Linked DNA regions of Mus musculus: region 2 is linked to region 1. A link is a contact called in ENCODE POLR2A ChIA-PET data. All regions are on one chromosome and are shown on one strand. The core of a region is the stretch at or near the end of the contact, and the rest is flanking DNA. Distances in the headings are between cores, read along the strand shown. Region 1 holds the start of Atf4 (activating transcription factor 4). Region 2 holds the start of Gtpbp1 (GTP binding protein 1).

Region 1 (7,109 bases), core at 2,254-4,753:
ACTGGTTTGAACATGTACCTGCCACCCACCGTGGCCAAGATCTCCAGCCCATCCCATAGACTGCCTGGGTAGGTGCACTTGGGTCTCATTGCAGAGACTTAACTACTTACAGCCTAGCTTCTGTGCGTAACAAGGGTGAGCCCAAAGGCCTGCTGCAGAAGTGGGAGGCTGCTGTATCATCCTACCCACACCCAGGCCCCACCTTGTTCCCTGCCCCCAACACACTCCTCCTAGAGCAGGTCCTCCACCCAGCCTGCCAGCCATTTTACATCCCATCTTTGTTGTACCTGTCTCCCTTAGCAGGGAAGTTTCACAAAAACTAAGCTGCTCATCTTGTGTTCAGTTTGCATCCGATAGTTCCCAGTACAAGGTGAGCAATCACCAGTGGTAGGGAAACTGAAGGCCGTTCTCTGCCAGCTAATAGGCGCCCAGAACTAACAGCTTCAGTCTGGGCTGGCTAAACGGGAGCAAGCAGTACTTCCAGCCTTTTGTCATACCTGACATTGTCAAGGTTTCTACAGCTTCCTCCACTCTTGGCCAGACTACGGGTGGATTCCATAGTTTTAGGAATCCTAGATTAGCAAACCCAATGGACTACATTCATCCCAACAGCTAACATTCAGGTGAGTCTACTGGCATTGGGAAGGCTGAAAGATCCCTCTTAACCCTGCAGGCTTTAACAGTTTCCAGATTTAAGAGGTAAAGATGCAGGTAGCCCAGGACCCTGGAGCTGGAAGCCTAGGTTCCCTTCCCAGCTTCCTGCCTACATTGCTCATTTTCACCTCTGTAGACAGTACCTGCCACTGTTTACTATCACCCCAGCCCTTCCACCAGGTGGAAACAGTCCAGCCATCTGTGTCAGAGGGAATATGAGCTCTATCCCTTAAGCCTGAGAAAAACCTAATCCTCTGTGTGCTCAAGGCGGGTACCTCATCTAGGTACTTACATGGCAGCTATCTGGCACAAAGCCAGTATGAACAGGTGGAATTCAGGCTGTTCCTTTCATTAACCCAGAGCTCCCTCATCTTCACCGTCTCAAACAGCTCAGCTCAGCCCTGGGATATACCCAGGTAGTTATTGTATCTAACCCAGGAACGTCTGCAGTTAAGTCTATTACAAAGAATGACACTGAAAACCCACATAGGTACTTTCACTACAAAATAATTTATTACAGCAAACACAGCAACACAAGACTATGTACAAGCACAAAGCACCTGACTACCCTATTACGGAACTCTCTTCTTCCCCCTTGCCTTACGGACCTCTTCTATCAGGTCTTTCAGATACTGGATCTCCTTGGCCAGAGAATCTGCCTTCTCTTTCAGAGCCTCATTCTTTTTTTCTAGCTCCTTACACTCGCCAGTGAGGGCCTCCTGCTCAGCCCGCTTCTTCTGGCGGTACCTAGTGGCTGCTGTCTTGTTTTGCTCCATCTTTTTCAGCTTCTTATCCAATTTCTCAGTCTTCACTTTAGCTGTCAAACTAACTCCAGGTGGGTCATAAGGTTTGGGCCGAGGAGACCCACGGGAACCACCTGGAGAAGGCAGATTGTCTGGTGGGGCCCTGGAGGTGGAGGGGCTATGCTGGGGAGAGCCCAGGTAGGACTCTGGGCTCATACAGATGCCACTGTCATTGTCAGAGGGAGTGTCTTCCTCCTTTACACATGGAGGGATTAGAGTAATGTAAGCAGCAGAGTCAGGCTTCCTGTCTCCTTCAGAGATATCAACTTCACTGCCTAGCTCTAAACTAAAGGAATGCTCTGGAGTGGAAGACAGAACCCCTGGGGAACAGGGGAAAGGCTGCAAGAATGTAAAGGGGGCAACCTGGTCGACTTTTATTAAACTTTCTGGGAGATGGCCAATTGGGTTCACTGTCTGAGGGGGCTCCTTATTAGTCTCTTGGACTAGAGGGGCAAAAAGATCACATGTGTCATCCAACGTGGTCAAGAGCTCATCTGGCATGGTTTCCAGGTCATCCATTCGAAACAGAGCATCGAAGTCAAACTCTTTCAGATCCATTTTCTCCAACATCCAATCTGTCCCGGAAAAGGCATCCTCTGGGAAAAGAAATTCAGGTGTGAACGGTTCATGTCATATTCGGGAGGCAGAAAGCCATTAGAACACCAGATCCATATGAAAAGGGCACACCAGGACAGCCGTCCTACTCACCCTTGCCGGTGTCTGAGGCACTGGCCAAGCCATCATCCATAGCCGGCCATTCCGAGGAGCCCGCCTTGTCGCTGGAGAACCCATGAGGTTTCAAGTGCTTGGCCACCTCCAGATAGTCATCTAAGAGACCTAGGCTTTCTTCAGCCCCCAAACCCGACTGGTCGAAGGGGGACATCAAGTCCCCCGCCAACACTTCGCTGTTCAGGAAGCTCATCTCGGTCATGTTGTGGGGCTTTGCTGGATTCGAGGAATGTGCTTAACTCGAAGGTATCTTTGTCCGTTACAGCAACACTGCTGCTGGATTTCGTGAAGAGCCTGGATGGGGACCCAAAAGCAAGTCCAGTCATCTTTCTATCTAAGATGCCGGATGGCCAAATCCCAGAAGCGTCTACAGGGAGAGCACGCGGGCCCAAGGCCATTGTGTAAGCCTCCCCGGCCGCCAGCTCGGGTTGCACAAGATGGAGGCTTAGCTTTGCTTCACCGGCCACCCAGAGGAAGCAGCTTGTCCTCGCGTCCTAATACGGCCAAGGCCGCCGCGCCCCGCCCCCGTGACTCACACCCCCGCCCCACCGCCATCTTGGGCATCGCCACGTTCGCAGGATGACACGGGGACCCCGGTGAGCCCGAGATGATTAAGCTAAGACAGGACGAAGGGGCAGCAGTAGCGCTTTAGACACTCCTCCGCCCAGCTCTGCCCGGGAGCGCCGGCGTCGCAGGCAACGCAAACAAGGCCGACGCGTCCGGCCGCTTGTAAAACCGCGTGTGCCGGCCACCGCGCCCGGGCCGCACCCAACCACAGCGAGGCCCCCGCCCTCCGCGGCCGGCCCCATACTCACGCCATGGCTTAGGCCGGTGGGGGTTGCCGCTGCAGAGCCTGGTGCTGCTGCCGCCGCTGCAAAGGCCAACGCTGCCGCAGGCACTGCTGCCTCTAATACGCCATGGTGGCCGCAAGCCCTGCGGGAGGGGAAGAGGAAAGGGACACCCGAGCACACAACTTAAACCGGCAGACAGCAAGCAGAAATGGCGGCGGCACGCCCTAAACCCGCCCTTTATAGCCTCGGCCAGGGACGCAGCACACCGCGTATCCTCCCACTGTGGTCACGTGATCCTACCGCAGCGCCACCAAACCGCCTCTCACTGACGCCCTCGCCCGCCCCAACCCTTCTCCGCTGTGCTCGGGGGGTAACTGTGGCGTTAGAGATCGTCCTAAAGGCCCCATGAGAGAAAAGTGCACTACTTTATAGGTTGACGACCAGCCGCGGTCTGGTTCCGGAGCGCGGAGGGATCGCTCGTTGACGAATTTCCGGTGTCTTACAAGGCGGGGTGGGACACCTAGCCAAAGCTCTGACGGTCAAAGCCGAAGCTGCCAGGTTATCACGCGAGACGCCGTCGGAGCGCGCGTCGAGCTGATTGGCCCAGGCGTGGCGAGTCACCTAAACCTCAAGTTCCTATTGGCTCTGCACCTGGGCGCTCTAGGATCAGGGGTCTGCGTGGAAAGGGAGGAGCCACCAGAGGTTCCGGGCGCCAGACTGTCACACCTGCCATCTCTTGTCAGATGTGATCCATGTGTATTTGCTCTCTCCGGCATCGCTCCGCACCGAGCAAACAGCTTCCAGGCGTGACCTTTGGGCTGGAAGCCATCTTTTCATGTATTTGTTGTTTCCAGAACCGAGTGGGCAGGCTTCAGGCATGTGGAGAGACCCTTCTGAGTTAGCTGGTCCAAACCTTCAGCTTCCTGTCAGTCCTGGGACAGGGACGGCACTTGGAGGCAGGGCGTTCGTGTTGGGGTCTTCTTGGGAGATATTCCGGTTCCTCCAGTTCAGCGATTTCCCCTGAACCGGGGAAACATGCCTAACCTCAGGTCTAACCTCCTATGCCCATCCTCCCATCATAGAGGCCCTCACTGCCGGTTTGTATAGGGTCAGTTCCCTTAAGATCAGGTTTATTCAGTTGGCTCTCAAGCCTTAACTTCCAGGTATCACCTTCCCAAGAAGTCATCCTGATGAGTGAGCCTGCCGCCTAAGTGATCGGGAGCCCCAGGTACTGGTCAAGGCCTCACCATAAAGGATGCTGTTTTGAGAGTGCTGAGAGGCTCTTTCCAACTCCAGCCTGGAAATCTTAAAAAGAGTTTCCACTTCTGTTTAAGTGACTCACACAAATACCACTCAACTGGCACAGTGCCTGCCACTTACTGCTCAGTGATTATTTGCAAGCCTTGTACAACCCAACCCTAGCGCTCGGGTACCATAGTTCAAGGTCGTCCTTGATTATATGATTGATTGCTATTTATTAATTCGAACCTAACTCTCCAGTCCCTATATCCCTAACTCCATCCTCCTTCCTCAGAGGAGCCTTTATTATTGTTTACTGAGACGGAACCAACCATAAAACACGAGGCCTACATAATGAGATGTTTTTATACCCAAAGAAGTCACAAGTGCATGTGCACACATACAGAAGTTACCTAGTCTTTCCATGCAAAAGCAACAAAAGGGTAACTATGTCCTCTCTTTGCTCTGGAAACCAAAACAGCAGCCACACTGCTACATTAAGTGGACATCCCTTACAAGTTTCTGTCCCCTAAGCATAATGTACCCTGCAAACCATGGTTTTTAACCTATGCTGAGTTCCTAACTCTATGATGTATGCCCACCCCTTGCTTTGCTAAACTCCTGAACCTGTGATACATGACTGCCTTTTGCTATACAAAAACGTGCCTCCCCAGAAACCTTCCACGTGGTGTAAGCTTGCACTTCTTTTTCTGGCCTCCTTTCTAACAGCCAATTATCCTAGCAGCTGTTTTCTATCACATGTATCTACCCTGCAGGCAGCCTGGAGTCCCCCCACTCTTCTGTTAGGGTGCTAACAACCAATTATCCCAACAGCTGTTTTCTATCAACCCTAATGCTTTCCCATAAGAGTCTCCAAACAGCCAGTGAGGGGCTGTTTGGCTGGCCAAAGCTTGCTTAACCAGTCATGGAAATTTTTTCTCAGCTCTAACAAGGCTCCTGACCATACAGGTTGGCCATACAGAAGTTTAAAATTATTGACACTAGAGATCCCAGGAGAATGTCTGGTGGCTTCTTTTCCCCCGTCGTATTCCTAGCACCGATGTAAGAATATACCTGATACCACATAGACACGTCAGAGTTGTTGGAAAGGAGATTTTTATTTTCTTCTTCCCATGCTGCAGAAGACGCTGATTTCACCAGTTCAATTTCTCTCCTTCAAGGAGAAGGAGGATAAAGGTTCTCTGGGCCTTAGTAGCTAAGCTGCTCCTATATGGCCCCAGCCAAGACAGGACACAAAGATTAGTGACTGATTCCATTCTACCAGCAGGCAAGTGACTGGAAGGCAAGTTGTGGACTTGGCCTCAGAGACCAAGGGTTTAAAAGACTACAAGGTGATCAAAATAAAAGTTAACACCCACATCACTCCACCTGCAGTTAAACATAGAACCTGCATGCTGATATTCTGGACACTCAGTCTCAGGGGCTTGTAACCTCCTAGCCTGGTACAAGGGTCACTGTGTTCCCAAGGGCCTCCTCATTTACCTTGGCTTGAGCTTTTATACTAAAAAAGCTAAAGTTGTAGCAAATGCTCTCAGTTTTATCAAGTCATAATGCCAAGGAAATGTACCTTGGTAGAAGGCTCTGAACACACAGTGCATCCTGCTCTCAGATCTCCCAGCCTGAAGCGGATTCATCTTAACCATCAGAGCCAGCCCTGCAGTGGATTACAGTGGAGTAGGAGATGATGGGCCACTCCAACAGTTTTTCTCTTTATTTTTTTAAATTCCAACTGTTGATACTTAGAAGAATACTGCTATCCTGAATTCCATTTTTGGGAAAGGGCAACAAAGAACCAAAAAATAAATAAATAAATAAATTTGGATTTACTTGGTTACCAGGGTAATGTGTACAGTTTTAGGCATCAAGTATATAGTCTGCTAATCTTGACACTCTCAAAATACCTCCCAAACAGAAGTAGGGGCCTAACAGTGGAATTTCCTGCAGGCAAAAGTGGGAGTAACTGAAGAGAAAGGCAGAGCAGTGGCACAGCCAACTGGGTCTTTCAACAAAGAGGGAAGCAGGGCAGAGCATCTTTTCTTCCATCCAAGCATCCCAGAGCATGTGGCCGCCTCCCATACTTTATGACAAAGAATGACAGCAAAGAAGGCATGCCCAGCTAATCCACAAACCCACCAGGTTAGAGCTGGTCCCATTTGTCCTTGTTCTGAGGACTTCTAAGAGGTTCCTGCTTATAAGATGGCCAAGTCATGATCTTGGATTGCAAAGCATAGTCCAAAGTCAAAGCTGTTCATAAAGACAGGCAATAAATTCATTGCTTTTCCTAAATTCACAGTGACAAATGATAAATTCATTGCTTTTCCTAAGTTCACTAACATATGGCTGTGATTTAGGACATTTGGAATCTTGAGCATCTTCAAGTTCTGGGGGTTCATTTGCACTCTGCCTGGCATCCTAAATGGAATCAGTTCAGAGATGGCAGCTGAGGAGTCTTATAATACTTCTGACAGGAAATCTAACTCCTCTCTAAAATCTGGTTTTGCAGCATTCTACCAGCTCTCCCTCCAACAGGCAGCAGCAAGAACCTTGGACTGTCTATGCCAGCCCTTCCATGCCTACTCAGTCCAACTTAGCAATAGATGTTTTCAGCTCCTACTTTGTTTTTATTAACTACCAGGAGGGCATGTTTCAGTTAAGGTTCTTGGCTTTATCACGTTTCTCATACTATCTTATACAAATCAAAAAGAAACTCCTTTAGAAGTCTTTACACATGTGTGGGAGAACAGGAAAAAAGGCTAAATATATAGCCTAGCTCAACCTCCTAACCTGTGGAGAGGGGTGTGTGTCTCTACCCTAATTTCAAATGGGTTGCTGCAGAGTCAGTGCTATTTATAGTCATTTTGTGTCACCCTCA
Region 2 (7,109 bases), core at 2,743-5,242, 560 kb after region 1:
CATGGGGTCCGCCTTTCTCTAAAACTGTCAGCTCCATTAGAATGAACAAGTAGGTTTAAGGACAACAATCAGAATGGTCATAAGTCTCCAAGCCTCACGAGATCTAGGGGCCAGGAGGGACCTCTGTTATCACAGCTATCCAGACTGAGGGAAGTGTGCGGCCTGGACCACAACAGCTCAACAGAAGGGGGGAATCCTGAGTGTCTTCCCCTTGCTGGTTTCAAGAACCACAGAGATCCCCAACCAAGAAGGAAAGAGAAAGCAGAAAGAACCATAGACAGGGCTGGAGAGGAAGCAGGATTAATTCGAGAGCTAGCCAGGACCTCCTCCCTTACCTTAGACAAGAGGTTTCCTTGCTTAACACTTCAATTCCCTGCATGCCAATGAGGAAACCTGAGGTGGAGAGGAAGCATTTCTAGGGCCCCCTGGGCAGGTGGACCCCCAAATTTGTCCTTACTGCTAACACAGGAACTGATATTCAGTTGCTGGTCCCACCCTCCAGACAGACCTGCAGGTACTACAGTGTGGCCACACAAGAGACACATGAGAGGAAAGGGTGGTGGTGGGGAAATGGGCGCCTAAAAAATTGTTTCAAACCAAGAAAGGAAAACTATGCTCACCTGATCCCTGCCCAATGACATATATGGTCTCTCCGCATCCCTCGTCCATCCTCTCCCACATCTGCCGAAGTAGGCTGTCATACTGCTCTGATGTAGGGCTCACTAGAACCAGCTAGAAGAGAAACCAACAGCCTTAGAACCACACTCACTAGAAAGGGCCACAGCTAAAGCTGGTCAACAGCCTGACCAAAGACCCTGACCATACCCCAGGGCACCCGACTGGGACACAGCTGCGCAGCCCCTTACACACTCACACACTCGCCGTCCCTCCTGAAACAGCCTTGTACGACCCAGACGATATACTGAAACGAGTCTGTGTCTGTGCCACAACCCGTAGGAGGAAAGGCGTACACAGCCCACTTCCTGTAGCTTCACAAGAGGACTGGGAGGGAGAAGACAGTCTGGCACTGTGAGGAAGCTGTCCTGCACTTCTGCGTGGTCTTCTGCCTGCAGTGTGCATCAGGGGGTTCAAGGGCAGATTGTTCACTGACAGCCATGCCCTCCACCCACAGCCCAATGCTCTCGTAATAACAGAAGAATTCTGGTCTACCTTGTCTGTCTCGCTTACTACAGTGAAAACTGCCTGCAGAAGGCTATCTCTGTCAACCAAACCCTACAGCCACCAAGGTTAGTGTTAATAGAACCACAGCTGGGCAAATCCTATCGATAACAAAGTATCAACCACTTACTTGGGAGGCCCGTTACCATGAGGCAAGTGGATTTCCTTCTCTAGCCACGACTATGTGACCTCGAACAAAGAACTTAACCTCCCTGAATCTCAATCTTCTCATCTAGAGAGTAAAATATAAAGCATCTGGGCTAGCTCAAGTCTGTAATACCAGCGCTGGAATACCTGAGGCAAGAAAACTGCTATGAGTCTGAAGCTAGCCTGGGCTATAGAATTAGAGCCCATCTTCAAAACAAAAGCATCCAGGCCAGGCTCAACTAACATGCATTCCAGTTATCTTCAACAAGTCATTTCTTCAAGAACTTTGCATGAGTCTCATACCATTCATCAGTAACTGTGTTTCTTGCTGGAAGCTCTCAGAGCCTTAGCTCCTCTCATTTAGCTATATATAGTGAGGGTATACATACCTAATGTCTACTCTTTTCAAGACTTAAATCTATTCAGTTCACCCTTCTCTCCTCCACACTGTCAGTTTTTGTTTTCAACACATACACACACACTCAATTTCAAAGGATTTCTCCAGCTCCTTGATGAAGTAACAGTTCCTTACTCCAGGCAATTAACTAAAATGGTCAAAGAGGTCCCACCCTCTTCACAGCTCTGTCCCAATTTCCCACTGAGCTTTCAGGTTTCTTCAGCTCCCTGACCATGCACTGACATCTAGTCAGTACATTTCCAACAGGCCATTTGACTCATCAGAGTTTAGAATTGTAACCCAGATGCTGCCAGTGTTACATTGTCTCTAGCATTTTGCTTGGATGGAGGTCTCCCTGAGCTTGGCCACCCTTATGATGGTATTAGAGGCACTAGACAGGACCATCATGACAAAAGATGCTAGTTGGCTTCCAAGGGCCCAGCAGAGATTAGAAGGAGAAAGAACAGTTGGGAATTGCTTACTTAGGTTGGGGGCAAAGGTTCTTTCCAGTTTAGAGCCAAGTTTTATGTAGCATTGCCATCATGAGATGTCACATTTTCAAAGCACCATAAAATCTCCCATCCAAGTAGTAATCAGACCCGAGCCTGCTTAGCTTCCGAGATCAGACGAGATCAGGCTCGTTCAGCATAGTATGACCACAGACATCAAAGCTCCATAAAATCTCTATTGTAATTATCCTACAAAGCGCAGGGGGTGGGGCTGCTCTATCTTCCACCAGCTGCTTTTTAATCCTCACAGGGAATCATCATCTATCTAGTGCAAACATTTAGTGAGTCTCTGATATGCATCTGGGACTATAATGGGTCTTAACATTCTCTTCTAATTTTTTTATTTTTTTTAATTTGCGAGACAGGGCTTCTCTGTGTAGCCCTGGCTGTCCTGGAACTCACTCTGTAGACCAGGCTGGCCTCGAACTCAGAAATCCACCTGCCTCTGCCTCCCAAGTGCTGGGATTAAAGGCACGCACCACCACTGCCCAGCTCTCTTCTAATTTTTGCAACACATCTGCATTTTCTTGATGAGATGCTGGAGAAGTGAGAGGTTAAGAAAGTTTCCTAAGGTCACAGACCCTTTTAATGGCAACAGTTGGAAGGGAAGCCCAGTCCCTCCCTTGGCATCAGTTTCTTTAGTGATGTTTGACACTTTCTAAACACCAGTAACATCTTATAGTTACTTTCTTATTTTCCACAATGCCAAGTAAGTGGTGAGATCTTCATTTCTGCCTACCTTCTCAACACCGCAGAAGATGCTACTTAAAGATGCCCTTCCATATTGCATGAATACAAGAGGTGGCTCCACTCGTAAGTGGCAAGGCTGAGGGTCATGCCTATTTTTTTTTTTAATTATAACAAGGCAGGGTGTGGGAAGGCGACGAGTGCCACGGTGTACGAATCAGTTCTCTCCTTCACTAGGTGAGTCCTGGGGATCGAACTGAGGTTGTCAAACTTAGGAGGCAAGCCCCTTTACCTGCTGAGCCATCTTGTCGGTCCCATCTTTTTATTTTATTTGGGTGGACACGGAAAGAGGACGCTCCTCGGACATCATTCTCGCCGACTGAGCAACTACTTTCTGTTTACTTTCCAGAGACCAGGAAGAGAAACGGCTGCCACCCCTTAGACTGGCTACCTGTCTTCGTGAGTATCCCGCCCCCTGCCCAAGCCACCTTGACACTTGGTCCTCCGGGATGCTCCTAGAAGAGGAAGACCCTGCGTCTCAGGGACCCCCCTCCTGGGGAGGGCGGGCTGATCCACACGGGGACAGGGACACAGGGCGCGCGGCCCGAGTCGGGAACCCCGTTCCACGTGGCGGAGCCAAGTGGCAGCGATCGAGGCGGGAGCGGGAAGCGCGGGAGGCCGGGTGGACGCTGCCCGGTGCGGAGAGTGGGCCCGGGCCCGGCAGGTTCGGGAGAGCGGCAGGTGGGCGGGCTGCATCCCTTCAGCGCTCCCGTGAGCCGTGCCACTGGACAGCCGGCTGCCCGCCGTCGCCTCGGAGACCGTCCGGCCCCTCCGCGTACCCCTGGCCCCGCCGCCGCCTCCCGGGCCTACCTTGCTGGTGAGGTCCAGCTCCGGCTCGCCGTTGAGCGCCTCGCCGTCCTCGCTGCAGTCAGAATCGAAGCCGCCATGGAGTCGGGCCGCGGCCGCGGCGGCCCGAGCCGCCCCCGGAGAGCTAGGCTCGGGGGCGAACATCGAGGCCGGCACCGGCGAGTCGACCGGGGAGCGACTCCGCTCCGCCGCCATCTTTAAGAACTTAAGCTAATTCGCAGCCGGCCGCCCGCCCTCCCTCCCTGGCTCATTTAACTAATTTATGCTCGGCCCCGCCCCTTCTTGTTAGAATAATTTATGCGCGGCTTCCCCGCCTCCCGAGACTGTCACGTATCTCTAGCGGAGACACAGAAGACCCAGTCTCTCATTTACCAATCGTCGCAGCTCTCTCAAATACTTTAATGAATAATTAATGAGACCAAAACCCTAACAACAAACGTCGTAGTGGTCGGGAGCCTTGGTCCCACCTCTAGTGGGGCCAACACAGCGTGCACGCTACCTGCCTGGATCCTTCCCGCCAACGGGAGCGAAGCAGAGGTTTGACTGACTTGACAACAATCCAATGAAAAGAGGCATCCATTCTTTACTCCCCACCTCACTTTCCAGAGGCGGGGCCAGCCTCCAAATCATACTGCAAAACAGTCCCGCCTGGAGCCTCTCAAAATGATGGACAAGGGCGGGACCCAATCTTGTCCTCCCTAAGTCCCGCGCGTCTGGCCGCCGCATACCCAGATAGTAAACTGTGAAATGAGCCTGGCACTCCGAATGATTGAAGGCAGTTGCTGCAACACTGTGTCCGGCGTGCTGGCATGCGCAAGGCAATTTTTATAGTAGAATCGATGCTATGTATTCCAGGAGTGGTAATATTACAGCCGCCAGACCAAGACAATTAATTAAATGCTGACCTCAGGGAGTTCCATTCATGACTCCTCGGAGAGCAACTGAGTGAACAGAAAGATGTTGACAGCCCAAACTCTAGCGTAAATCCCCTCACGTTTTTGGTGAACAGCTGAGCCACAGGTCTAGGATCTGTCAAGGTAGTTTCTTGTGGCTTATTTTTCAGTTGCCACTTGTGGAAAGTCCCAGTCCAAAAAAAAAAAAAAAAACCCGCCGTTCGTGTACCTGAAATTCCCGTTTCAAATGTCTGAAAAATTTAGACTATTAGGTGAGTTCTGTTTTTTACCAAGATCTAATTATGCTGGCTGGACCTGGCCACTCCTCCTGGTAATAGATTAAAAAAAAGAGCAGCCGCCTGAGGAAGTACGAGAAATTTAGGGATTGGACCACAGGATGTATATAGTAAGTAAGGAAAAGGGTACAATATAGCCGTCACCTAATTCGGGGAGAGTCTTGTCCTCATTTTTAACGTACTACCAAGTCTGTGAGCAGATGCTGCTGGAAACCTGACCTTAATGGTTTTTTACTGAGATTTGTTTTTATTTTGTATGAATGGTGTGTGTGTGTGTGTGTGTGTGTGTGTGTGTGTGTGTATGTCTGTGTGCCACCTTTGTGCAGGGCCTGTAGAGTCTAAATGGGGCACCGGAACCCTTTTGGACTAGAGTCGCAGACGATTGTTAGCCTCCATTAGGGTACTGGGAATCCAACCCAGGTCTTCTGAAACTCTGAGCTATATCTCCAGACCCAGAGATTCGGACTCCTAAAGTGAGAGGCAGTCTTGTGGACCGTAACCCTATATCTGTGGATTCTGACAGTATCCCCAAGTATTAAGAATTCAACTGGAGGTTGCTCACTGCTTGGCTGGGGGTGATCAGAGGTGACAGTTGTATTAATTCTATTGCTTCGATTGCTATTTAGCATTGTATGGCCAGAAAAAGTTCAGTTTCAGAATACATTGCTATCTGGCTGGGGGGAAAGACTGTCCTTCTCACTATAGGACTTTGCCTAGAAAGGATATATATTCTGAATACTTGCTTTTCGAATTGAATGTTTTGGAGAATAAATATAAAAAGTAACAGTTGAGAGGTAATTCCTAATCATCTTTACATTCTCTTTCTGAAAACAATTTGGTCCAAGCTCAAACCCTTAATTCACTATAGACATAATGATTTCAAACAACTTGATCGACTTCTTTGGGCTGTATTTTTCTCCCTGAAAAAGAAAAAAAAAGTCTAATTTGCTTAACAATAATTAATTACTCATCAGTTAATTAATAGATGTTTACAATAATTCTGGTTGAACAGCAAGTCCCTAGGAGATAAATCCTATGTAAATACACTGTAACAGTTTGGTAGTTTACACATTACACACACACACACACAAAAAGATAATTCAAAAGTAGTCTAGGTAGAGGATGCCCTATCATGTGGTAATCTCTCAGATGTGTTGCACAATACTGTTGATTGGGGTGATCATGAGGATTAGAGAAACCATTACTTTGAAAGTGCAAATCTGTTGTTTTCCCTAACAAAAATCCGATAGGAAGGCAAGTTAGAAACAGTGACTTAATTTAAACCCATGGGAAACTGTAAATAGTCTGCCTTTGGACACAATGTACTCAGCTAAACTCAAAATACGGAGCTCTAGTTGGTAGAGTGCTTGTCTTGCATTTACCAAGGTTCGATCCCTTGCCCTGAACAAATTGGACATTCTTGGTTACGTAATGAGTTTGAGACCAGCTGAACTAGAGAACACACACGCGCACACACACACACGTCTAAAAAGAAGGATCAGAAGGGAAAAGAAAACACAGAAAGGAAGGCTTGTGACAGCCATCAAGAGAAGGTTGCTGATCAAAAGGGCAGTGGTTTGTGTGAAGTGAACTGGAATACGACACCAAGGATCTGAAATAGAACTCAGGTTTCCATTTGAAATATGACTCCCGGCGAGAGTCTTGCCCTCAGCTCTCAAAGAAAACTGGAGGCGGTCGGGTTCACCAACCAAGATTACGCCCGACCGCGTCGGTAAAGTGTTAGGAAATCTGATGAACATAAGTGGGCCAGGGCAGCCGCTGCCCGGGCTCAAGAAAGCACTCTGCCGGGAGGAGGGCCCTGCGGCGTCCAGGCGGGAGTGGGCGCCGGGGCGGAGCTGCGGCGAAGCGACAAGTCGACCTCCCCCGCTACCGCGGAGCTCCACAACCCTGCACAACGGCTCCGCGACCTCTAAGCACCTCCACCGGACCAACAGCCCGCGTTGGCTACGTCACACAACGTCAGGGGTGACGCGAGGTTGGCAGGCGGGGTCAGCGCGGGGGCGTGTCTGGGGCGCGCGCGGAGTGAACGCCGCTGACGTCGGGCTCAGGTGCGCGTGCCCGCCCGCTCCGCCGCCTGCTTGTCCGCGCGTGGGCCAGGTGGCGGCCCGCAAGC

Evidence for each region. ChIA-PET counts read pairs that join two places held with the same protein, here RNA polymerase II (POLR2A).
Region 2: POLR2A ChIA-PET joins it to region 1 with 14 read pairs in embryonic stem cell. The contact joins the promoter of Gtpbp1 here to the promoter of Atf4 in region 1. POLR2A ChIA-PET finds 5 or more read pairs at or near these places in 2 of 5 experiments (Patski and embryonic stem cell).

What each region holds. Positions count from the first base shown.
Region 1 is chr15:80,251,578-80,258,686 of GRCm38, reverse strand. It overlaps Atf4 (activating transcription factor 4), which reads right to left and starts at 3,503. Exons shown (of 3, transcript NM_009716.3): 1 at 3,002-3,503; 2 at 2,166-2,480; 3 at 1,142-2,053. The coding sequence starts at 2,388. The coding sequence ends at 1,227. It overlaps Mief1 (mitochondrial elongation factor 1), which reads right to left. Exons shown (of 6, transcript NM_178719.5): 6 at 5,316-7,109.
Region 2 is chr15:79,687,779-79,694,887 of GRCm38, reverse strand. It overlaps Gtpbp1 (GTP binding protein 1), which reads right to left and starts at 3,992. Exons shown (of 12, transcript NM_013818.2): 1 at 3,790-3,992; 2 at 621-732. The coding sequence starts at 3,981. It overlaps Josd1 (Josephin domain containing 1), which reads left to right and starts at 7,016. Exons shown (of 4, transcript NM_028792.3): 1 at 7,016-7,109.